Linked DNA regions of Mus musculus: regions 2 and 3 are each linked to region 1. A link is a loop called in an ENCODE intact Hi-C map of the cell type or tissue named here. Cell type or tissue: gastrocnemius. All regions are shown on one strand.

Evidence for each region. Hi-C counts contacts between places; a loop is a spot of excess contacts. Peaks named below come from ENCODE experiments on the same cell type or tissue, not always from the same donor. Only the 100,000 strongest peaks of a DNase experiment are listed, where the experiment ranks them.
Region 2: a loop joins it to region 1, with 5 times the contacts of the local background. A loop is called at or near these places in 16 of 42 quality-filtered maps.
Region 3: it touches region 1 in a loop (8-fold over the local background); 36 of 42 quality-filtered maps call a loop at or near these places.

Annotation. Positions count from the first base shown.
Region 1 is chr9:64,083,915-64,091,914 of GRCm38, forward strand. Scarletltr (Scarletltr, erythroid developmental long intergenic non-protein coding transcript) reads left to right here. Exons shown (of 3, transcript NR_040743.1): 2 at 2,370-2,489; 3 at 4,012-4,131. It overlaps Gm39360 (a long non-coding RNA gene), which reads right to left. Exons shown (of 3, transcript XR_870861.2): 3 at 4,515-4,659. Among named protein-coding and RNA genes, the nearest start is that of Scarletltr, 7.2 kb to the left of the region's middle. In gastrocnemius, a CTCF peak has its summit at 3,786 (motif pointing left); DNase peaks (open chromatin) are centred at 472, 954, 1,182, 3,767 and 1 more place; H3K4me3 peaks cover 1,395 bases; H3K27ac peaks cover 3,114 bases.
Region 2 is chr9:63,956,023-63,964,022 of GRCm38, forward strand. All of the region lies in intron 3 of Smad6 (SMAD family member 6), which reads right to left. Among named protein-coding and RNA genes, the nearest start is that of Gm36033, 16 kb to the left of the region's middle. RefSeq lists an enhancer at 2,293-5,529. In gastrocnemius, CTCF peaks have their summits at 262 (motif pointing right) and 3,253 (motif pointing right); DNase peaks (open chromatin) are centred at 267, 2,500, 3,300, 4,636 and 1 more place; H3K4me3 peaks cover 1,580 bases; H3K27ac peaks cover 3,091 bases.
Region 3 is chr9:63,913,460-63,921,459 of GRCm38, forward strand. No RefSeq gene overlaps it. Among named protein-coding and RNA genes, the nearest start is that of Gm36033, 27 kb to the right of the region's middle. In gastrocnemius, CTCF peaks have their summits at 2,700 (motif pointing right) and 4,967 (motif pointing right); DNase peaks (open chromatin) are centred at 2,723, 4,964, 5,624 and 7,334.

The DNA.
Region 1 (8,000 bases):
ATATTTTGGTCTGAGGTCAGCTGGCTCCTTAGATGTGGGAGCCTGGATATGGAGAGCTGCCTGTTTACAAATGTGGCTTGAACTATTCCATACTCTCATTTCTGAAAAGGCAAGCGCAAACACACGTGGCTTAACTTCTTTCCCCTCCCATTGGGTACTAGATGCTTCTGAGGGCTGTCTCCCCCAATTCTTGCAAACACGGAACGCAGAACTGTCCCCCCCTTAAGACAGGGAGCAGAGATGTTTGTAGGTGACTGCTGGGTTCAGATCCACTTGCCCACGCTGAGGAAGTGTGGCTCACTGGCCCTTTGATTAACACATGGAAGGAGCCAGAGCTGTGGGCTGCTTGCTCGACTGTTTCCTTGGGACACATTCCCAGAGCGGGGTCACTGAACGCAGTAGATGACTACTTTTATGGCTTTCCATCCATATTGCCAATTCGTTATTACCAAGGGTGCTCTGAGATCCTGCCAACGCTGCACACTCAACTGTGCAGAGAAGCCTGTGGCCGCCAAACCATCCAGGCTTCTGCTGGGACCTGGCCAGTGGCTGGGGCTCCCAAAGCCCTGGTGGACGCTGAGTTTAGGGTGTTTTACAGTTTCACTTTGTTTTGCAGAATTTTCCTCTCTTGTGAAATCATTTAAAATGTGACTAAATGAGTTAAACCATAGTTAGGCTTGTCTGTTTTGAGGAAGAGAGAAATCTGAAAAACAAAATCCTTTTCGAATGCTCAGCCTCTTACTCAGCCTGGCCATGAAGGGGGTACCTGAGGAGGGGGGCATTTCAGGAGGGAAGCCCTAGGAGGAGGAGGAGAAGCGATAGCTTCGAGAGGGAGCCCAGGGGAGGAGGGGAACCAGGGGGAAGATTCACTGGGAGTCGCGAGTCCCGGGGGAGGTAGGCTCAGCCCTCGCCAGCTCGGCGTCCGATAAGGCGGGAGCGGCGGGGCGGCCCTGGGAGGGAAGGGCCCGGCTCGGCCCGGAGCGCAGATAACGCCCGGCACTCCGGCGCCCGAGACTGCGAGACGCCGAGGCCACAGGGGTGACGGCTGAGGGCACAGCCGGGCGGGGACCGGGACCCAAAGTCCCCCAACGCCAGGTCCCTGAGTGCCAGGTCGCTCACCCTCGAAGCCCCAAGCCTGACTCTGCACGAGATCTGGATACTGAGGTGCTCCCGTTTCCACGGGCGGGTCCGGGACCCCGGGAGGTCCAGGGACTTGACCTGGTCCCCTGGCCGCAGGCAGAGCCCGCCTGGGCAGACCGATCCCTTTTCTCTCCTGCTGCCACACAAGGGGGCTTTTCCCGCCAGCCGGCAGCGGAGGCTCAGGGCAATCTCTCCGGGTGGGATTAGCATTCTGCCTGTTCGGATTCTTTAAATTCCGCACTGAACATCCAGTCGGCTGCCAAACTGCTAGGGAGGCAGGAGGGTTGGGGAGAACAGGGCTGAGAGAGGCCTCCCCTGGCAACCCGAAGCTCAGGCTGAACTCAGGGAGCAACTAGAAGGCATTCCCTTACACAGAGACCCTCTTTTTCCTTACCCACTCACTGCAAAATCAGACCTAACAGCCGAAAGCCAGGTCTCTCCATTGGTTTGACCCTGATTTCCAGCGTCTTCCCTCACTCCCCATCCCTCACAGTTGGCCAGCCTCCGGGCACACTCCGGGCTTCATAACAAGTAAAAACTCACTCTCTCCTATGTACCTTCCCTCCACCCCTCAATATCAAAGGATGGAAAGGATTTTCCTGTATATCTATTAGTACACTGTAGCTGTCTTCAGGCACAACCGAAGAGGGCGTCGGATCCCATTACAGACGGTTGTGAGCCATCATGTGTTTGCTGGGATTTGAACTCAGGACCTCTGGAAGATCAGTCAGTGCTCTTAACCGCTGAGCCATCTCTCCAGTCCAGTTTTTCTTTTTCTTTCTTTTTTTTTTTTTGTTTTTGTTTTTTTTTTTTGTTTGTTTGTTTGTTTGGTTGGTTGTTTGGTTGGTTGGTTGGGTTTTAAGCATCCTCTAGAATAGTGCCCCAAGAAAGTTAGACTCCTTTGTAATGCAGCAACTGCTACCTATATATACTTACTGTGTGTGTGGTGCCTTTTATACAGCCACAATCTGAGACCAGGGAGCTCTCATGACTTGTCACAATCAAATAGGTTTTATTCCTGAGAGAAAGGCATTGGGGTGAATGACATTGGTTCCCCCCTCCCCAGGACTTTGCAGCAAACCCAGAGCAAGGGCTTGGGTGGGGCCTACAAGGCTAGGCCTTCAGGCCAGCCCCACCCTGTGGAAGTCCTAGGGCCACAGGTTCACCCTTGGTTATAGGCAACTGACTCCAGGAAACATAGTCACCTGTGTCTTTCTTTCCTCACCCAGGCGTCTGCCAGGCAACAGAAGCCCCTTTGCCTTTCCAGCGCAGGAGAGCCTCAGGCTCCTGCTCTGCACACCCCTCCCCACTCCAACTCCAGCCCTCACTGGCTCAGTGCAAACTTAAAAGTGAGTGCCCTCTCCTCCCCCTCCCCACAGTCTCTCTGAGCCCTGATCTCTTCCTGCCCCAAGATCTAGAAAAACCTTCTCTAGTACTGCAGAATGTAAACTGAGTGTAAATAGCAGTGAGTTCAGGTTCCCAGCATGCTTTGTCCCTGTCTATGTTATAAGGCTGGGACTGGGGCAAGGTCCCTCTCCGGGGTATAGGCTGTTCATGTGCTGCGTATCTGGAGTTCCATTTTCCTGCACTTTTACTGGTTTTCCCCCTGCCCCCCATCCTGACTCTCGGAGAAGGTTTTCGGAAGCTAACTAACTAACAGGAACAGAAACCTTTTTCTTTCATGAATAAAAGCAGGTGCTGCAACTTCCCCCATGGGACGCTAGGCTTGAACTGGATTATTCTTTGGGGTGGGGGGTTGTTGTTTGGTTTGGGGTGTTTTGTTTCATTCTTGAGACAGGGTTTCCCTGTGTAGCCCTGGCTGTCCTTGTAGACCAAGCTGGCCTTGGATTCACAAGGGTCCCCGCCTGTGCCTCTTTATTGCTGGAATCAAAGGCACAAGTACCACCGTGTCCAAAGGTTGAGTTAACCCTTTGGAAACAGTGCTGCAGGATCTGGGCAGGTGAGCACTGAGGGACTTTCCCACGGGAGACCCTGGGAGTGACAGCCTATGTGGTTCAGTGTCCCCGCTACTCCAGGGGTCAATGGACCTTTTCACCTCACAACAGTACAGCCAGCAAGATCCATCTTCCCTAGTTCCTGTAGCCCTAATGCGGGGAAATGTTCTTTGTGGGGCCTCTGAGCAGAGGACAGGAGGAGCTTTTGACAGTTGTCCTCAGGACCAGTGAGAGTGGAAGAGTCTGGAGGAAATCCCTGGACCTCAAGGTCCTCCCTCTGGGAACTATTAGGATATTGGGGTCTCCTGTGGCTCAAGGACAGTGCTTCTGCCCCCAAGTCAAGATGGAAGCAAAGGGCAGACCTACAGCTCACCTGAAGGTTTAAAGTCTTACCCGGTGTTAGGATGCAAGCTAAGCCCCACACCACGTGCTTCACAAACTAAGACACAAACTCTCAATGAGAGAGAAGAGACTCCGTATCCTACATATGGGGAGGCGGGTCCCAGAGAACAGCAATTGTGTCACAGTCCCAGGCAGAAACCTACTTCAAAGCACAGGCCTTCCATCTGGGCCTGTCCCTCCCACATTTACTTTACCTAGCTGGCACACCAGGCTCAGAGGACAGCCAGCTCAAAGAGACACAGAACCACACAGCTTTCCAGAAAACACAGAGGGTTGTATGGCGCCACCTGGTGTCTATTCCCTGTCATTGCAGTTACATTTCCCAGAGCTTGACCAACCATCCTGCAACAGAGTTTTGTGCTAGATCTTGAGCTGTCCAGAAACATTTAAGGAAGGGCTCTAGCTGCTGGGGCATTTCCCATTCTGGGCAAGGCAGAGAAATGGATCTTTCCTATCAATCTTTACACCCGTGTCCCACCCAAATAACTTCTGGTTTTTGTTTTTGTTTTCACAGGATTTCTTTGTCCTGGCTGACCTGGAACTTGTTCTGAAGACCAGGCTGTCCTGGAACTCACAGAGATCTGCCTGCCTCTGTTCTGTGAGTGCTGGAATTAAAGGAATGTAACACCCACCCAGCCCACCCAGATATTTCTTTGCCTACATCACAGTAGGGACACTGAGGCCTTAGCGTGCTGGGAGGAAGGCAGACCCAAGATGAATAATTGCAGAGCCCCCCCCCCCTTCTCAGTCTACCTGCTCTGTGACCTTGGGCCATAAAACACCTTCTGAGTCTCAACTCCTTTGTCATAAAAGAGGAAACAAGAGGGAATAGTGTGCACACCTTGCTCTGCCTGTGATAAGAAGCGGTGTTGCAGTTTTTATTCCAGCAAACATGTCCTTAGCATCCTGTCTTCATCCCCATCCATGGTGAGGAGTCCTTAACAAAGTCACACAGAGGACATGCGGGAGGGACTCAGAGGGCTGAAACAGTTTGGCCCAGAGTCTAGGTGGCCACTTAAGAGCGGACACTGGCTGTTCCGGAAACTTCATGCTGGGGCTGGAGATGTCTCAGTTGGCAGTGTGCTTGCCTCTTATGTGCAAGGCTCTAGGCTCTACCCACGGAACTACATGCTGGCATAGTGTGCACCCTTGCGCTGGAGACCTGGACGGAAAAGAGCAGAAATTCAAGGTCATCCTGGACTACATAGTGAGTACTAAGCCAGCCTGGGCTACGTGATGCTATCACACACACACATACACACACACATATACACACACATACACACACACACACACACACACACACACACACACACACACTGAAAAAAATAAAATAAAAGCAAGAAAAAAAACATTTAAAAGCCCTGCTTTTTCCAGATTTCCTTCTGTGGACCGAATGAGTGTGTAGGCCACTCACCGGTGGCCCAGATCCCAGATCCTCTGGTGGGAACCACAGCTCCACCCCCTACCCTCCTGGAAAGTCAGAGACCCTGACCCTGCACCCAGCACAGCTCGCTCCTTGTCACCCTGCCCAGGTCCCCAAGGTGGGGTGGTGAGAGGCTGAGGTGGGGTTTATTTATAAGTTCCTGCTGCACATGAATCCCTGAAGGAATGGCTCAGACTGGAGTCAAAAGTCTGGGGCCGCCTGGTTGAGAGGAAGCGCTCTTTAGATTTCCACCTTCCCTTGGCACAGGCCTCCCTGTACCCGGCTGGGCCCTGCCAGCCCCTTCTGTTCTCAAAGGCCAAAGCGCATTTGCCGCCAAGTTCTGTCGGCCTGTCCGCCTTGCTGTGTAAACAGGACCCGGGACTGGCGGCCTGGCCCCACACTGGAAATGAGCCTGCCTTCCGTAGCCTGGCCACTTCCTCTTCACATCCGGAGACTCCTCAGAGTTCGTATGAGGCCTGGGTGCATAGGGGGAGATGAGTCACTGGAGCCTTGGCCTGCTATGGTCTTCTTCAGCCTGAATGATCAGAGGACAAGTGGAAGGGACAGAGGACTCCTAAGGAGCCATCAAAGCCCAGTGTAAATGGCCCCTCTTATGGAAAACCATCTCACTATTCTGAGCTAAATTCAGCCTGCATGTACCAAGCACTTTCTGCATACTAAAGTCTGCACAAGGTGCTCATGAGTCAGGGCTCCAGAGAGATGCAAGATCTCTGATTCTTTACATTACACTGTAAGTTTAAGATAGGAGGGACGTTTGATTTGTGGTCAGATCCTACAATGGGTCTAACCTGGGGTCTGCATGTAGCAGAAGCTATGAAAGCATTCACTGTACTGAACCTTGTTAAGTTGGGGGAAGGCTGGCCACCAAAGCAGCTGGCCCAGCCCCAACTGTGGCCTGGAATCTCAGCCATTCTCTGAGTAACTTCTCTTCTCTCTATGATGGTCTGACCCAAGGTTTCTGATGGTGACAGTCACCATCAGCATCTAGTGCCAGTGATAGAATCGGGGGCCTGCACCAAGAACTGTGTCCCTACTTTACAAGCAAAAATGGACTCGGGGAAGTGGCCCATTTGATTATGATCCACAGCTGGCACACAGCCAGTGGCCCCCAAACCCCCAGCCCCAGACACATCCAGGGGCCTGAGATTTTAAAACACAGTCAAGCTACCTCCTGATTTGCTGGGATCCTAGGCTGAAGAAATGGGGAAGGCTGTCTCCTGGAGAAAAGACTGTGGAAGCCAGGTCCACAGTGTTCACAGTTGGATGCTCTCCCTGTACCGGTCCAGTCTTTCTACTCCTCTACCTATCAATTCCTTGTTGAACACAGGGCAAACTGAGTCTGGAGAGGCTGTGACAGGCTCCAGGTTACCAACTGCAGATGGAGTCATGTCCCTCCTGGGCCCCTACTCTACCTGGAAAGCCCTGATTTGGTTCAAGAATTCCATGGGAAAAACCATCCCGAATCTGGATGTGGTGGGCACAGTAACACAGCATTGCTGAGGCTGAGGCAGGAGGATCATATGTTGGAAGCCAGCCTGGCCTACAGAGCAAGATTACTGCCCCCAAAATAAAATAACTTTAAAGTAAATAAATAGAAATAAAATGAAAGATAAACAGAATAAAAATAGTTTTAATATGAGGGCCAGAGAGATGGTTCAACAAGGGAAGACACTTGCCACCAAGCCTGATTACCTGAGGCCAATCCCTGGAACCCACATAACAGGAGGAGAGAACCATGCACGGTGATCTCTGACATCCACAAGTGTGCCGTGGACTACCCATATACAATGTAGAAAAAATAATCATGTAATAAACAAATAAATATATATAATAAACATTTTAAAATAAAATGGCAGAAGTGGGGGTGGTGCATGTGGGAAGCAGAAGCCTGTGGATCTCTGAGTTTGAGGCCAGCCTGGTCTACAGAGTGAGTTTCAGGACAGCCAGGGATACACTGAGAAACCCTGTCTCAAAAAACTAAAAAAATAAAATCACAAAAAATGTAAAATGATATGAATACGTAAAGCAGTTGATAACCAAGGACTTTTGGCTCTCAAGGACATTAGCCCAGGCCGTAGCTCATTCTGATAGCCAGGATAGCCTTGGGGTTGTGCATATGTGGCTGTGGACAGATCTGGAAATATTCCCTCACTGGGATACACTTACACACAATAACTCACACTCACACACCCACATTACTTCATGCTTTCATACACTCCCACAAACAGTCACACACCCTCACACTCAAACTCCCACTCACAACACACACTGAAGCACACTCTCAGATGTACACGTGTTCAAACACATACTTAGGTATGAACTCACTCATGCACTCATCCACATACACCCAAAACACATATGTATGGATGCTGCCACGTATGCAAACAACCTCTTGTGCCCTCACACTCAAGCACACTGACTTGACACCCATGCTAACACTAACATCCTTGTTTGCTTCCTGTTGCTGTGATAAACACCATGGTGAGAAAAAAGCAACCCCTGAGGAAGAAAGGGTTTACTTCATCTTACAGTCCCAAGACTCAGTTGACCATTGAGGAGAGTCAGAGCAGGAACTAAGCAAAGGCCGTGGACAGCCACCACTCACTGGCTTGCTCAGCCTGCCTTTTTATACATCCCAGTACTACCCACAGTGAGCTGGGCCCTCCAGCATCAGTTGTCAATCAAGAAAATACCTCACGGACTTGCCCACAGACTGGCCTGATGGAGGAGGCAATTCCTCAACTGAGATTCCTTCTTCCCCGATGATTCTAGCCTGTGTCAAATTAACAAAACCCAACGACCACAGAAGCCAAGGCAGGACTCCATCGGGGCAAGAGCCTAAAGCAGAATCTGTGGAGAAACACTGCTGACTGGCTCGTTCTCGGATTCAAGCCTAGGGGATAGTGCCACCCATAGTGGCCTGAACCTCTCACAACAATTAACATGCCCCACTGACACAGACCCATATGAGGCAATTCCTCTTCCCAGGTGTGACAAATTGACAATTAGGACGAGCTATCACGCTCCTGTACTCTCTCTGGTGTGCACATTCAAAC
Region 2 (8,000 bases), 130 kb before region 1:
TGAGCCAGGCCAAGTGAGGTTAAGAAGCTGTGTGCAGCACCCCGAGGATGCTGGGAGCAGAGCTAGGGTGGGTACCAGGCATCGCTGGGCCCCTCCTATGAGCTAGGCACTGCCTTCACGGGTGAGGGAACTGAATTCCCGATTGCGCACCCCAGAATTCTGGAGCCAGCCTCACGGAGAGGGCAAACCTTTGTGTGTGTGGTGCCAATGATGAAATGCAGTACCCTTTCTCTCCTGCTGAGCTACACCCAGGTCCCAAGCCAGCCACACTAGAGGGCGCTCTCCTCCATCCTCAGGCCAGTAGTTCTTAATCCTGATGCGAGACCCTTTAACCCAGTTCCCCACGCTGTGCTGGTGACCCCCAACCATACATTTTCATTGCTGCTTTTTAACTGTAATTTTGCTACTGTTATGAATCCTAATGTAAATATTTTTTGGAGATAAGAGGTTTACCAAAAGGGCAGAATGTCAGGCAGGCGCCTCATTAAAACTTCACTGGGCCGGTCACTTCCCTTCTCTGAGCCTCAGTTTCCCTATCTGTAATAGCAACTGCTGTAAGGACCTACGAGTCCCGTGGGTGCTTACTTCACTGTCTCACTGAGGAAAGGGACTACTAGTTTCAAAGTAGCCTTGTGTCAAGGTCAAAATAGCAGCTTCAAGTCAGAGAGTGTGCATAGGAGCCATAGGCAGGGAGGGAACACTTTCTTCTTGCCAATGTCTAGAAGGCTTTGCAGCTAGGAGTCCAGTGGGGCTTACCGTTTCTCTCAGGTACCTGTTTGATCCCTAGCCTGGCCACAGGATCCTTCACAGGGATGTTGCCATATGCCTCTGATGTCCAGGCTAGACCTATCTCCAACCCTATGGAAATTAAGCTGACTGGCTTCCAAATTCTGCTGCCCTGTAAGGCCCTCTCTTTACAACAGCATCCTCTCTGGGTCTGGACCACATGCCTACTGTGGGTCAGTGGCTCTGGGGATAGCCTACTCCCCACATATGAACAAAGGGCCTCAGGCCTCTCGGGGTCCTTCTCCAAGGCTGCAAATATCCCGGGGACTCTGAACACACTAAAGCAGGGGAAGAAAAGAAATAAAACTCATCTCAAATGTCTGTGTATCTTACACACAGGAAGCCTGATCTGAAGGTGGGCTCAGGTCTGAGGACAGTGGAGGGGTTGTGGGCAAGGACTTAAAGGTAACCCCCTCAGCTTTAGAGCTCCTCAGGATCACCTCACCTGGCAGGGATACCCAGGGCTCCCTAGAGGGAGTATGTCTCTCCCCCGATCCCGTGTGTGTGTGTGTGTGTGTGTGTGTGTGTGTGTGAGAGAGAGAGAGAGAGAGAGAGAGAGAGAGAGGGAGGGAGTGAACCCAGGCCTTTAGGCTTGCTTGGTAGGAGCTCTACCACTGAGCTACACCCAAGCCCAAGCCACACGTTTAAATGGGAATAGGGTGGGTAGCCATGGCACTGATGCCCAAGCCCCACGTTTAAGTGGGAATGGGGTGGGTAGCTACAGCACTGATCAATCTGCTTGGTTTTGTCCTGTGGGTATTTGTTTTCAAACATTTCCTCCTGACACAAACTAAAGAAACCTTGGTCTAGAGAGGACCTGTGGGTTCCACACGTGGACCTCAGTGGCCTTATCTCTGGAAGGTGGCACCCGGGTTATAATGATTTGCCTGAGGCCACCCATCAGAGATGGCAAAGTTGGGACTAGGACTTAAAATCCTTGAATGAGGTAAACACATGGCTGCAGCCACCTGACTGGCAAGCTTCTCCATGTACCCAAACCTCGCCTCTCTTCCTTTGTAAGAACTTATCAGTCATCGAGGGCTCTGCTCACCGGGGGCCACTGTTGGACTCTCTAGAAACTCAAACAGTAAATCAAGCATACACAGAAAGAGACCGTCATCTCGCTCACTGGCTCCAGGCCTGTTGCAACAACCCAGGCAAGGGGACTCAAGCTTCGAGGTGCTCCAAGAGGACTGTGAGTGGGAGGGCCCTTTACACTCTCTGTAAAGCACCTCGGTTAGTTCCTGGACTGGCACCTGTGGTGACCGACCTGCCCTGTAACAGAAGGGATGGAAAGAACACTTACGATCTAGAATGAGCCCAGCTGTGGCTCCATGCTCAACGCTCACAAGCTCCAAGAACTCAATTTTGTGGAGACCTGTATGCTGTGCGCTGGTGTGCTTCAGTGATGTAGAGCAGGCAGGCTGCACCCATGAGCCCACATGGCCCTACTCTACTCATCAGGGACAGTGTCTTGTAGAAAGAGCCTTCTCTCTTTGGGGTTCCAAAGCTCTGGCCCTGTCATCTTCCACAGCCACCAGCCTAATTAGGAACCATCTCTTTAATTGCAAATAAATACCGGGGGAGTCAGACCAGAGCAACATCAAAGGTGACCGAGGTCTGACCGAAACTCACGCTTCTCCCTCCTCCCTCCCCTCCCCAATCCCTGGCCTGCTCAGGGCCTGGCCTAGTTCCCAGCCAGCAACGGGTCCCGCTGGGAGGGGTGGGTGGGAGGAGAAACGCTGGGAGCCCTGCCTTCTAGCCAGGATCAGTTAACTGCCTCCTTTCTCAGCCTCGGTCCTCTCCGAGGAAGTAGCTATAATGTGCAGCTCTGAATTTCTATGTCCCAGCAAACTCTAGCCAGTCCCTTGCTGGGAGCCCTGCTCAGCCGGTCTCCAACAGGGGGATGGTGTGGCTCTCTCAGGGACACGGGTTAGCAAAGAAAGGAACCAACCAACTCCACAAACACCAAACGCACAGCAGAATGGACCACCCTTAAGTGCGCCTGCTTGGAGAAGGAAGTCACACACAGAAAATCCACTGAAAGGCAGAGGCGGGAAGTTCTCCATAGGCAGAACAGCTGATAAAACATGCAATAGCAAAGGTGGGCGGCAGCTCTCAGTGAGGAGTTCTGGGCTACATGTTCAAGGCCCCAGGTTCCATCCCCTAAGACTGCAGTAAATACATACAAAGAAAAGGAAGGAGGAAGGAAGAAGAGGAGGAGGAAGAGGAGGAGGAGAATCAGGGCAGTTGATAACCTGAGGAGTAGGTACACAGGAAGGAGAGAACTTCCAAGACAGGAACGATGGGAATCGGGGTGTATATATACACCCCAGAAGAGTCACCACAACCTAAACACTAGGCTAAGCAGGTTTTGGCTGTAGCTACTGACATCTACAGGAGTCTCAGAAGGTCCCCCAGGTGACAGCCCCTCGCCCCCATTGTCTCCCAGAGGTACCCACATTCCTGCCACCAGAGGGTGGTGGCAGCCTTCTCTGAGCACCAGGCAAACAGCCTCAACAAAGGCCGTCTCCCTTGCTCGGCCCAGCCACAGTCTGCCATGCCTTCCTCCAGAGCTCTCTGCCCAGCCAGGGTGCCTAGAGACCAACATGTAATTTTGTGTGTGTGGGAGGGGGGTACTGGACCTCAAGGGGGCTGGCTGGAGTCCGGAGGAGGTGGAGAGCGGTGGAATCCCAAGAAATGTCTTTAAGCTTATTCGAATCAGCAATTTTCTGTCAAAACAAAGTGCAGGAGCGCGGTGGTGTGCTCCCTCACAGGATCCAGCTAAAGCACGAACACAGTGAAATGTCTTCTCCTGCCCTCTCTCCGCCTTCTGACCACAAATGCCCAGGGTGGGCCATCCCAAGAAGGGACCAAAACATGTCCCAGTCTGGCGAGAAGACAAAGCACTCCCGGGAGGTTTGTGGGGTGGTCCGTCCCCACCGTATCCCTAATATCTGCTGGGCTTCACATCTCCCTAGCTTATACCACCGTCCTTGCCACCAATTAAAAACAACCAATAAAGACTGCTTGGCAGTAAGCTTCAGACAAGAACCAAATCCACTCCCTGTGGCGTGCCGAGAAGAGAAGAGACCAGCTCTCTAAAATCCAGAAAGCAACTAGCTCAGGGGTCACACAGCAAGTTGGTGGCAGAACTGGAAATCAGCCTAGGGCTTTCTCTCAGCCCTTTGCATGGGGGCCTCCCACTCTCCTGGAAAACTACTTTCTTCTGTCCCAAGTCATGCCTGTGGCTTCAAGTTCCCTTCATCCAACCGGCAGCGTTTCATCTGTGGCTCCAGAGCCTGGGAACAATTACGCAGGCCCTGCATCTGGTTAACCTAACACCCCTTTTAAAGCCTTATTTGCCCATTAGATAAGTAGTTTTTGTTATCAAACTGAGGGGAAGAAACGAGTTTCCAAGGAACTCTCCTTTGTCCTTTGGGGCCGAAGAAATGGCTTCAGGTTTGCAGCCAGTCCAGCCAGCAGCATTCATTAATGGTCCTGGCCTTCCTCACAGGGGAGGGAGGGCCTGTCCTTGCCCCTGGCTGCTTCAGAAAAGCAGAGAAAGAATGCACACAGGGCCACGTTAATGGTCAGCAGCTCAGAGCCAGCCGAGCGAGCCTCTGCTGAACGCGGGCTGGCCCAGCTGACAGGAGTTTCCTCCTCCTAGCTCCCCCCCACCTCCCCAACCCCCCACCTCAGAGCCAGCACCTCGGGCTCCCAGAGGAAGCCTGGCTTCCAAGAGGAAGTTCCTAATCGCTCATTACATCACAAGAGATCTGGCCACCGCTGCTGCGGGCCTGCACCGGGCCCACCGCAGGGGCTCTTTTAACTGTGGGTCTCCAGTGTGGAGACCGTGCTGTCCTCCCGCCCCACATGGCTACTTGGTTGCTCTGCTGGCAAAAGCGAGATGGGTACAGAAAGGGAGAATGCCAGCAAGAAGAGAGGGGAGCCCAGGAACAGGAAGTCCACTGGACCGACGACTGAGGGGAGGTCCAAAGAGGTGAAGTGACTTATACATGTCACAGTAGAAACCGCTCAATGGAGCTGGGACCAGTGGTATCTCCGCAGAGGGCATGGGTTTCACGCACTGGATCAGGAGCAAGGAAGCCTGTGTGCAAAGTCCAGCCCTGCCACTCACCAGCAACGGTAACAATCCCTACAGAAAATATTCTGAGAGACACTTGTGACCCTCCCTTTGGCCATCAGACAATTGTCCCCAAGGAATTGGAATTTCCCCAGGAATCTCATGCTGGGAGCAGGAAAAGGCAGAAGGCTGGTGTCAGCAAGAGGGAGAACAGAGATTTCACACTGTTCTGACAACTTGTCAGGCCACCTTGCAGGAGGGACTGGATCCTAGGCAATAACAAGCCAATGATGCTCGTGCAGGATCGCCCCTTGGACGGGGCTATCTATTTAAACCTGAACGTCGTATGTCAGTCCCTAATGATGGCCTTGGGGGGGGCGCTGTCACTGGACCTATTTATTTGTTCCTCTTCCCAGGGCTGCCACTCTGAGTAAACCACCGTTATCTGCTTCTCATTACTCCTTGGCTTATTGGGGGTGGACAGTGAAGCCCAATTTGTACCCTAAAACAGTAATAACACTCTTGCCATCTCAGGCAAGTGACTTTTTGCTCCTCTGGGCCTCAGTTTCCAAAACTGCACAACAGGGATACAGTCAGCAGCTACTTCACAGGGCACTGGGGTCAGCTGCAGTCAGACGATGCCTTGCCTGGAAATGAGCAACCTGGAAATTAACAGCGATCACTGACTCTTGTTAGCAGATTTCAAAAATGTAAGCTATACAAATTATTTACAGCAGTTATATAATGCATAGTTCACAAGTATATTCATGTTGGGTAACAACAACACTCGGCAAAGATGTGCTAATGGACTAGAGACTCAAGGAGAAATAATAATAATAATAATAATAATAATAATAATAATAATAAAACAAATCAGTCAACACTGGAGAAGGCATTTGTGAATGCCAGGCAGAGTGAAACAGGTTAAAGACACTCAGAGGACAAACTGCTAACCCTCTCAGCTCCTCTTGTGCTTTTGGGCATCGTGCGATGTCTGTGTGTATGTGTGGACATGTACGGGAAGTTCAGAGGTCAACCTCAGCTGCTGTTCTTCGGAAGTACTATCTACCTAATTTTTTGGAGACAGGGTCTCTCCGTGAATCTGGGGCTTGGCAACTAGGCTGCTGGCCCCAGGGGTCCTGTCTCTGCCTCCCCTGCACAGGGACCCCAGGTGTGAGCCACCCTAACCAGCTTTGATGTGGACTCCAGGTGTGAGCCACCCTGACCAGCTTTGATTGGATCCTGGGGTTTAGGAATTCAGGTCCTAATCCCTGGGTGGGCGGCAGGTCTATTCCCTACTGAGCTATCTCCCCAGTCCCACCCTTCCCGTTGTATGATAAAGAAGCTGTGTCAACCTTACCAAGCTTGTGTCCAAAGTCAGAAGCCAAGAAGTTTCAAGATTAGGATCTGATCTCCTGTCTACATAGACTTAGAGATATTATTTGCTATTATCCCCATGTGTGCTGCCAACCCCAGTGGCAGCATGGATAGACTCACAGGCCCAAACATCTAGCTCTGCCGGCTCTAAGATGTATTGCCAGGGCCACACAAAGATGGGATGCTAAAAGGGGTCCTGAGCCTGGGATGCAGCATCTTTGGTATAGAACGAACGTCTGCATGCTGACTACCTTCCTGGGAGGACAGAAACACTTCTCAAATGCAGCCTCCACCCACCATAGAGAGGGCCTAGTGCTGCTCTGAAAACACATGCCCTTTTAACTTCCCCCTCACATCCAAACAGCTCCCCTTGCCTGAACCACAGTAGGGAATGTATTCTAGGTGAGCCACAACAATGAACACTGCCCAAGGAAGAGGACCATCCATCCAGCCTACACCCAGCCACAAGGCGGGAGGAATGAGTGTTGCAGCATCCCATTCTCAGGGCAGGCCCCACGCCAGAGTCTCCTCAGCAACCACAGAGAGGAGCTCCTACCCTGAGTGACCCTCTCTGCTGGGACCTTCCTGCTGCTCCTCAATATGACAGCCTGAGTCCTTAGAGGCACCATCCAGGAGGGTGCCTCAGGCATCTGGTGACCAGCTTCTAAGAGGTCAAACAGACCTGCAGGAAGGCCTTTGTTGTGTCCTGACCTTGGCTGCTCAGCCTCTGGTCTCTGGTGGAACAGGACGGCAGCCTGGGCTGAACTAGGTAGGGTTCCACTCTTTTATCTCCTGCAGTATTTAAACAGACTGGCAGTCCTGACCCAGAATAAGTTTCCCCAGGTCTGCTCTGTCGTTGCTCCCAGCAGAGCAATCTTCCCAGGAGCCCCAGACTCAACCGCAGTGGGAAGCGGGACCAGTCAGGGCCCACATCCATCACACCTTACACCTACAGCACCCCAGCATCCCCTGCCAGAGACTACCTCCCACCCAAGGAGTCTCTGCCCAGGCCCCAGCACTGAGCTTGACAGCACACGATCAGTGGTTCCAAAGAGCTACAGGGAGACCATAGGGTCAACAGAGCCAGATCATCTATGACAGCAAGTGGCGGCGTGGGCAGATGAGGACCCAGCAACTTCAGTGTAAGAAAAAAGACACCAAGCCCCAAGGAAGCAAGCAAGTCCTCAGCCACAGAGCAGGAAGATCCCAGGGGATGGAGGAGGGGGAGGGAGAGGAAAGGAGAAAGGGAGGGAGAGAGAGAGAAGAGAGGAAGAGACGGAGGGAAGGAGAGAAGAGTTCCAGAGTAACCAGGAATCCAGCAGGCTTAGGGAAAGGACCAGTTCTTGTCACAAAAGACTCTAACCTTGGCCCCCATTCCAAGGCCTCTTCTGCTTATTCCAAAGTCTGATGCTAAGCCTCTGCCTACTTAGGGACAACCTAGGGTGGGAAAGCCTCAGTGTTCCTACTGTCCCTGGACAATCTGGCTAAGAATGGGAAGCTGGGGACCTCCTCCAGAAATGCTCTTCTAGGGCCTGCGCGGGAACTGCGGTATGCTGGATTCCCAATAAACCAGATGTTTACCAGTCCACCGGGCTAGGCCTGGGTTATCACCTCAGACTTTTTTATTTGACCCTGAACCTCTGACCTCCTTCCTCCACCTCACCAAGTGTAGGGATTGCACTTGGTGTAGCATGTCTACCTTACAAAGTGCTGGAGATGGAACCCAGGGCCTGTGCACGGCAGACAAGCA
Region 3 (8,000 bases), 170 kb before region 1:
CATACATAAAATAAATAAATCTTTGCTGGGCAGTGGTGGGCACACACCTTTAACACCAGCACTTGGAGGCAGAGGCAGGTGGATTTCTGAGTTCGAGGCCAGCCTGGTCTACAGAGTGAGTTCCAGGTCAGCCAGGACTATTCAGAGAAACCCTGTCTTGAAAAAAAAAAAAAAAAAGCCCGTGAGATGGCTCCTGGGTAGAGGGGCTTGCCGCACTCAAACCCTGATAACTCAGGTTTGCTCACTGGATCACACAGTGGCAAAACAGTGACTCCACAAAGCGTCCTCTGACCTTCACACATGCATGCCATGGCACACTCGAGTCCTCCCCTCACCCACTAATGATAAATACATTTCAAAATAATGCTAACAATCTAAACTATTGGGGTGCTGGTGAGCCACGCAGGCGTGACTGCTGCAGCCATGATGGTTCTCAGAAGCTCTTTGAACACAATCTTTCTGCTGTCACAGATGTTAGAAAGCAGGGCTGGCTATGTTGCTCACTGGGACAGTGCTCACCTAACAAGTACAAGGTCCTAAGTTCTAATCCCCAGAACCTCAAATAAATGTTTTTCATCACAAAACATTTTTAAAAATCTTGTATTTGGTAAGTGTTCATTTTGGAAAGCTTCTTCTTCTTCTTCTTCTTCTTCTTCTTCTTCTTCTTCTTCTTCTTCTTCTTCTTCTTCTTCTTCTTCTTCTTCTTCTTCTTCTTCTCCTTCTCCTCCTCCTCCTCCTCCTCCTCCTTCCTTTTCCTCTTTTCTTCTTCCTCTTTTCTTCTTCCTCTTTCTCTTCTTCCTCTTCTTTCTCTTCCTCCTTCTCTTTCTTCTTCTTCTTCTTCTTCCCTCTCCTCCTTCTCTCCCTCCTCCTCCTCCTCTTCTTCAGGTAGGGTCTCCTCCTTGTGCCTCTGCCTCCCAGTTTGTGAAGTGCAGGGGATGGAATCCAGGTTTCATGCATGCTAGGGAAGCACTCTACCTACAGAGTTAAAGCTCAGCCCTGACAGTTTCTTAGGAAACACCAACCACTTGACCCAGAAAATCCACTCCCTGCTATCCATTGATGAAAACTAAAGCTAGCTCACTCACTGTCTGCCTTCAGAGTATGGGTGGGCCAGTTGCTTCAGGTTCCTGCTTCCTTGACTTCCCCACAGGATGGACTGTACCCTTTCATTGTAAGATGGAATAAACCCTTTCTCTCAGAGAGGAGAGAGGGTGAGAGAGGAAGAGAGAATGACAGAGAGACGAGTTGTTCTTGTTTTAGTTTAGATTTCTTGTTTGTTTGATATCCAAGTGAAGATTTAAATGTTAAAAGTTATACTTTGGAAATGATCCAGCTGTTCTGAACTATAGTTTGGCACACAGCTGTGAAACTAAACACACATGTCCCTGTGGTCCCTCTGGTAGGGATCAACCCCAGAGAAGCGGGCATCTATATTTGCACAAAATCTAGAAGTGTAACATGTTCAGTGACATTCTTCATAACTATCCCAAACTAGAAACAAGCCAAATGTCCCTCATCCAGCAAGCAGATAAACAAATGGCACCGTGTCCATGAAAAGCCATCGAATGGTGACAGGAAGGAGCAAATGTGGATGGCTTTCCAAGCCCTGGAGCCAAGTGAGAGGAGCCAGATTCCATGTGCAAAGGCACACTATGGGGACAGAAAACAGAGACCAGGCTGGAGATGGGAGGAGGGGTTGCCTATGGCAAGGCTTGATGAAAGGGCTCTATATCTTGACTGTCATGATGTTTACACATTTGCTATACATTTGTCAAGTCTCATAGACTGTGTAGTTTCAGGGATAACTCTTACGGAATGAGACTAACAGAACACAAGCGCTTGAAGACTGACCGGCTGTGAATGATGCATGAGTGGAGGAGGAGGAGTCATCTGGCAGGAAAGGCACAGGCAGGAATGTCTAAGACCCACAGGATCTCAGGGTGGGGATGACCAGTGGACAGCAGGACGTTAAAGGTGGAGACCTGGAGGTGACATGACCCTTGCCTCTCAACTGGCCTTCCCTTGAATATTCTTCTGCCTCCACCTCTCATGTGGGCCACCTTGCCTCCTAAGAGAACCCTCTTTAGTTCCATGTGCTACCCAGCTCACGCAGATCGCACATCACTGTCCAAGTTCTCCTAAGAGCTGAGCAGGGCCCTAGTGTACAGAGAGGCTCAAAGTGGTACCCACAAGGACCTTCCTGGTATTTCTGTATCTTGTCCAAGTTTCAGAAAACAGGACTCTTACCCTGTGTGGAGAGCAGAGAGCCGCTCTCATCTGCTTCTCTGAAATGGTCTTATCCCAGTGTAGAAGAAGGAAGGCTCAGCCCCTGGTCAGGGGCATGGGAGAGCACAGACCTCTCACCGCAGAGTGTCCCTGGACTGGAGAGAGTGAGAGCATCTTTGTGGTTCTCAGGTTCTCCAGTCTCCCCAGTTGCTGTAACCTTAATCCTCCCTGCTTTCCCGAAAACAGAGCTGACAGAGATAGTTGTGTTTTAGCCACGACTAAGGATGTTTAGCAAGGAGAGATGGGGAGGGTCCAAACCAAGGGGAAATGCCAGCACATGGGGAAGTACTGGGTCGAAAGAGGAAGAAAATGGCAAATATACAACAGGCTAATTAAACATCATCACAGGTTACAGAGCTGTTGGTAGGCTGCTCACGGGAGCAAGCCAACCTTGCAGAAGAGAGAGGAAATTTCCATACCCCTCCACCAGGGGGAGCACATGTGCCATTTCATCTGCAATGGCTGTGTAGTGTTAGTCCCACCCTGCTTGGATTAGGAAGAGCAAGAGGTGATACAGAGAAACCACCAGCCAGGAGCTCAAAGGCTCAAAGGTTGTTAGATGGGTTGCCGCTCTCTGGTGGTGTTCGCACAAAGCAGAATCGTCCATAGTTCAGGGACTCTGGATCTAATCTGGTTGCCTCCACTATGCAGCTGTGTGGCCGTGGCCAGTTCACTGCATCTTTCTGGGCATCTGTTTCCACCTCTGGAAAACAGGGCGGTGCCTTTCCCGCTCAGAAATGACAGGAAAGGATTGACGTTGCAGACACCCACAGAGTTCTGCCTTCAGGAGTCTCTTTAGTGAGAGAACAGAAGAGAAGAGGCTGGTGAGCTGGCCTCTCAACTGGTGGCTGAATGAGGCCTGGTGAGGAGGATGTGCCCAGGGAATGTCCTTGAACACCAGGGAAGCATCCGGGTACCAGCATACTCCAATCCTGACTGTGCCAGCTATTTGCTGGGGAGCCTGGTCGAGTTTCTCTCTTTCCCTGAACTTCGATTTCTCCCTCCTTGAAGAAAGGGAACCACATCTGATTCTTGGAGTTCTGTACCCCTCAGCTCCTCTCTCTCCAGTGGCTCTGGGGCCACCAAATCTGAGGTGAGGTCAGGTAGGGAGAAGGTCACCAAAATAGGCCAGCTCCCTATTTAGGGCCCAGAGCAGGACACTGATCACAAAAAAATTCTCAGTGAGGCAGAGTCAGACACTTCCTAGGGGAACGGTCATTGAACAGCAGGCACTTAAGCTGCCCTAAGCAGGGGCTCTGGTCCAAATCTGGGGTCTTGATCCTCTGTGAAACCCTGCATATTTCCTCACATTCCCCAGGAAGTCTGAGTCCCCAAGAATGGCCCTCTAATGCCATCTATAGCAGGGGCAGAGAACAAAGCAGGCATGAGTTTTGGAACTGTCTGTAGTTGTGGGAGCCACAGCGCTTTCAAGGAGAATTCCCCAAGGAGGTCGCAGACTACACTTGAGGAGCCCGGGGCAGTGAGAGACAGGAAATCCTGGCATGGGAACACTTGTCCAAGGGGATGAAAGGCCAGGAGACTTTAAAGGGGGTCTCGGGAGACTGGGGCGTCCTGGTGCAGGGCCCCTCTTCTTAGGAGTGATATAAGGGCTTTGGGTGAATTCCTGGCGGCTCCAGCTTTGAGGAATCCTTAGGCCTTATCTCCTAGTGATATATACTGACATGTTTATGGATGAAATAACATGCCTGGCATTTGCTTCAAAAACACCCAGTTGCCAGGAGAGGCAGAAAGTTTGCATAAGGAACGAAATTGGCCATGACTGACAGACAGTGGCTAAGTAGGTGATCAAAACGCAGCGCCCCTCACACTGGACTTTCTGCTTTCTGTAAGAAAATGCCCTGTCAGAGCTGGAGCTCAGAGCTCCATGCCTAACACAGCATGAGGGCCTGGTTTCCATTTGTCCCCAATATCATGTTTTTTAAAACCTGGCCATGGTGTGGGCCCCATGGCTCAGCAGGTAAAGATCTTGTTCTGAAAATCTTACGCATGCATCGTGAGTTCCATCCCCTGATCTCACAGTGGAAGGAAGGAAGGAAGGAAGGAAGGAAGGAAGGAAGGAAGGAAGGAACAAGGAAAGAAGGAAGGAAGGAAGGAAGGAAGGAAGGAAGGAAGGAAGGAAGGAAGGAGAGATCTGGCTCATGAAAACTGTCCTCTGATTTCCACACAAGCACTTGGGCATAAGTGAGCATGCACGAGTGCCCAAACACACGTGTGTGCTCACGAGCATACACACACTAATTAATTAATTTTTAAAAACAAGCATAGGAATTGGACAAATGGCTCAGTGGTTAAGAGCACTGGCTCCTCTTCCAGAGGTCCTGAGTTCAAATCCCAGCAACCACATGGTGGCTCACAACCATCTGTAATAAGATCAGATGCCCTCTTCTGGTGTATCTGAAGACAGCTACAGAGTACTTATATACATAAAATAGATACATCTTTTTTTTTTTTAATAAAATAAAAGCTGTAAATGTGAGTGGATCAGAAGTTCAAGGTCAGCCTCAGCTACACAGAAGCTTGGAGGCAAGCCTGGGCTCCTTGAAACTCTGTCTCAAAAACAGTTCATAAGTCCACACACAGCCCCCAGCCAGTGGCCTCCAAAGTGTGGCACAGGCTCAAGCCTTTCTGGTGGCTAGCCTGATCTCCACATGACCACCAGAGGGAGCCCTGGACAGTGTCAGACCTTGCAGCCTGGCTCACCCTTGCTTGGTACCAGTTCACCACAAGACAGGCCCATAGACTATCTTCTTCATCCGGCCTCCATGCTGGGCTGCCACAACCAGCCCCACAACACTTTAAGCACTGCAGTGCTGTAAAGGCCATAGTTACATTGGATAACGCGCATCTATTGCTTCGCTGGAACTCAGACTTAACTGAACAATCTCTATCATATCTGGAAGATGACCTCTACCTATCTTACCAAAAGAGACATGCCATCTCAATGTCCCCCAGGGCCCCCACTATACAGAGGTGCCCCTTCCCAGCAGAGACGCAACCTCTGACTGAGTTTATACCATTGCCTGCCAGCAAGGATTTTAAGCTTGCTTTAGAGGACAGATGTCGGTGTGTGGTATGCAACCTGCCCAGCTCTCCATGACAGTCCCACAAGAGGCCAGACAAGCAGGTACTTCCTGAATGAGGAGGCAGCCTTCAAGCGAGTGCTTGCTTCTCCTCAGCAGGGTGCTGGGACTGGAAGTGTACGGCCATGTCCAGGCCTCAGCTGGCAATCTGCTCTGGGTGTTTTTGGACTTGGGCCCTATCTGCTATGCGTCCCATGGTAGTGGGGAGAGGAACCCGGTGCCAGGCGCCGGCTGCCCCATGGCCCGAGGGTGTCCACTGCAATTATTACAAGTAATCAGTTGACCAGCCCGGCCCCGGCCCTCCTCCCACGCCAACACTTGGCCCTTGTTCCTGGACAGGCCCCTCTGTGTCCCGTCCTTTGTGGCTGACATTTCATTAGGATCATGCAGCACTGGGGTAACCCCGAGCCCCAAGCCCATTCTAGGGAGAGGGGGGCTGGTCCTGGCCATGTAGATACTTGGCCTGGGGAGTCTAGGCAGACTGGCTGTCGCCAGCCAGGCAGCCGCCCCCTCCCGCCCCCAAATATCCAGTGTGGGCCACTGGCTGATGTGGAGCCACGGGGACGCCAGCTGACTTGGATGCTTTTGTTCTGGGCCTGGAGTGGTCTAAGCATGGTGGCTCTTTCACTGAGGAGACACAGATAACAGGCGGCAGGGCCTGATAAGGTGTCTGCCGGTGGTTTCCTCCCAGACGGGTCCCACTGCTCTCACAGGCCCAAGAGGACTTGGCCCACGCCTGTCACCAAAGAAAAGTTACCCCTCCCCAGGGTTTCAGCCTCCCCACACAGGCCAAAATAAAACCCAAAGGGGGTTTGTATGGAAAAGTCAGCAGAGTCCCCAGAGGCGCCAGGCCCAGAGCAGGCTGGGCTGCCTCAGTTTCCTTCCCATGAAGAGAATGCCAGGGAAGGCATTCTCCCTGGGTCTATAATGCACTTATAATAAACTGGAGATCCTGGGCTGGGGTTGGGGATCCCTGGACTTGTCTAGGTCCCCTCAAATGGCATTGCCAAGGATACACACAGCCTCCTCTATGTCAGACTCCGTGAGAGGGCTTAGGAAGAGATAAGACACGGCCCAGGGCTCCTGCCAGGAGGAATCGCCTGAAAGATCTATCACCACTCACCAACCTAACCCAGACCAGGCCTCCAGCCCCAGGCTCACAGACTGGAGGGGCTCTGGGGTGAATGTCAGTACAAAAAGACCACAGCCCTGAGAGCTGAGGTGCCCAGGAGCAAGGGGTCTCTAGTCTGATGGAGGAGGCCTGCCTGGCTTCTTGCTTACTCCTTGCTACTGCCTAACGAAGGCAATGTAAGACAGGAAGGGCTCATTTTTGACTCAGAGTTTGAGGAAGCAGTCCACCGTGGTGGGAAAGACGTGGCAGCGAGGCACGTGGACTGTGCCACAAGAGGACCTGACACGGAACTGGCAAGGTAGAGCACGGTCAGACCCCAGACATCTCTAAACTTGAGACCAGCAGGAGCAGACATAGCCCCATCCCTGTTTCTGTGCCTGTCTCGGAAGGAGCACATGACCTGGAGACACCCCCTCTGGCCTCCCCCACCCCCCAGCAACCAGGTAGGTACAGGCAGTCACAGTAGCACAGCCTCTGGAATTCTTCCCCATGCAAATGAGGCATCTCTGTAGGCTTAGCCATCAGCCAGTGACTTTTTCCCTCCCTGAATATCCTCAACCCAAAACCTATATAACCTTTGGCTCACCCCAAATAAAGTGTATGCATCCAAAACAAGCTATGATTCCCTCAGAAAGCTGCTTCACCAAAGCTCGTCTGAGAAGGCCTTTGTCTAAAAGAGCCGTAACACTAAGATTCTCAATGAAGGTCCCCATCCCCCATCACTCGTTCCCAACCTGACCCGGATCCCGCAGACCCCACCGGTTCCTCCAACTTGAGTCCAGACACCCCCCAAGAGGGGAGGTGAACCCCAGAACTACAGCTGATCTCTGTGCATCTGCAATCAGGAAGCAGAGACACAAACGCTGGGACTCAGCCCAAATCCCCCTCCCCCACACCTCCCCACCCTATCCCCAAGGAATCCCCAGCCCATGGAATGACAGACACCTCGCTCATTTAGAGTGGGTCTTCCCAACGTAGTTAACCCAATCTAAAAACTCCCTCACAGGTGCACCCGGAAAGTCTGGGTGGTTCTCCATCACATCAAGTGTCAATCAATATTAGCCATCCTAAGGACTCAAGGAATTCTTGAGAAGACTGTTGGAGTGATCAGGCAGCCTCAGGAATTACTGGGAAAGGCTTTCTGACAGTAGTGGGTGTTCCCCTCAGCCTGCATCAGAACCTTGAGCTCCAAATTTACCTATAGTAAGCGGAGGTCAGAGCTGGCCAATTGTCATGTGGCAGCCAGCATGGACATGAGGTGTGGGAATGAGGTTAGGCAGCGGAGGGTCCAGGTTTTCCCTCACCCTGACGCGTGTGGCTTTGGGCACACACATGCTCTCTCTCTCTCCTCTCTCTTTGGCTTACAGGCTTTCAGGAGCTTCTTAGGGGTGAAAGCCACGGATCAGTGCTCTGGATGATTGGAGAGAGTGGCCTGGGCTTCTCCCTGCCAAAAAGTCCCAGGGGGAATGAACACCCAAGTC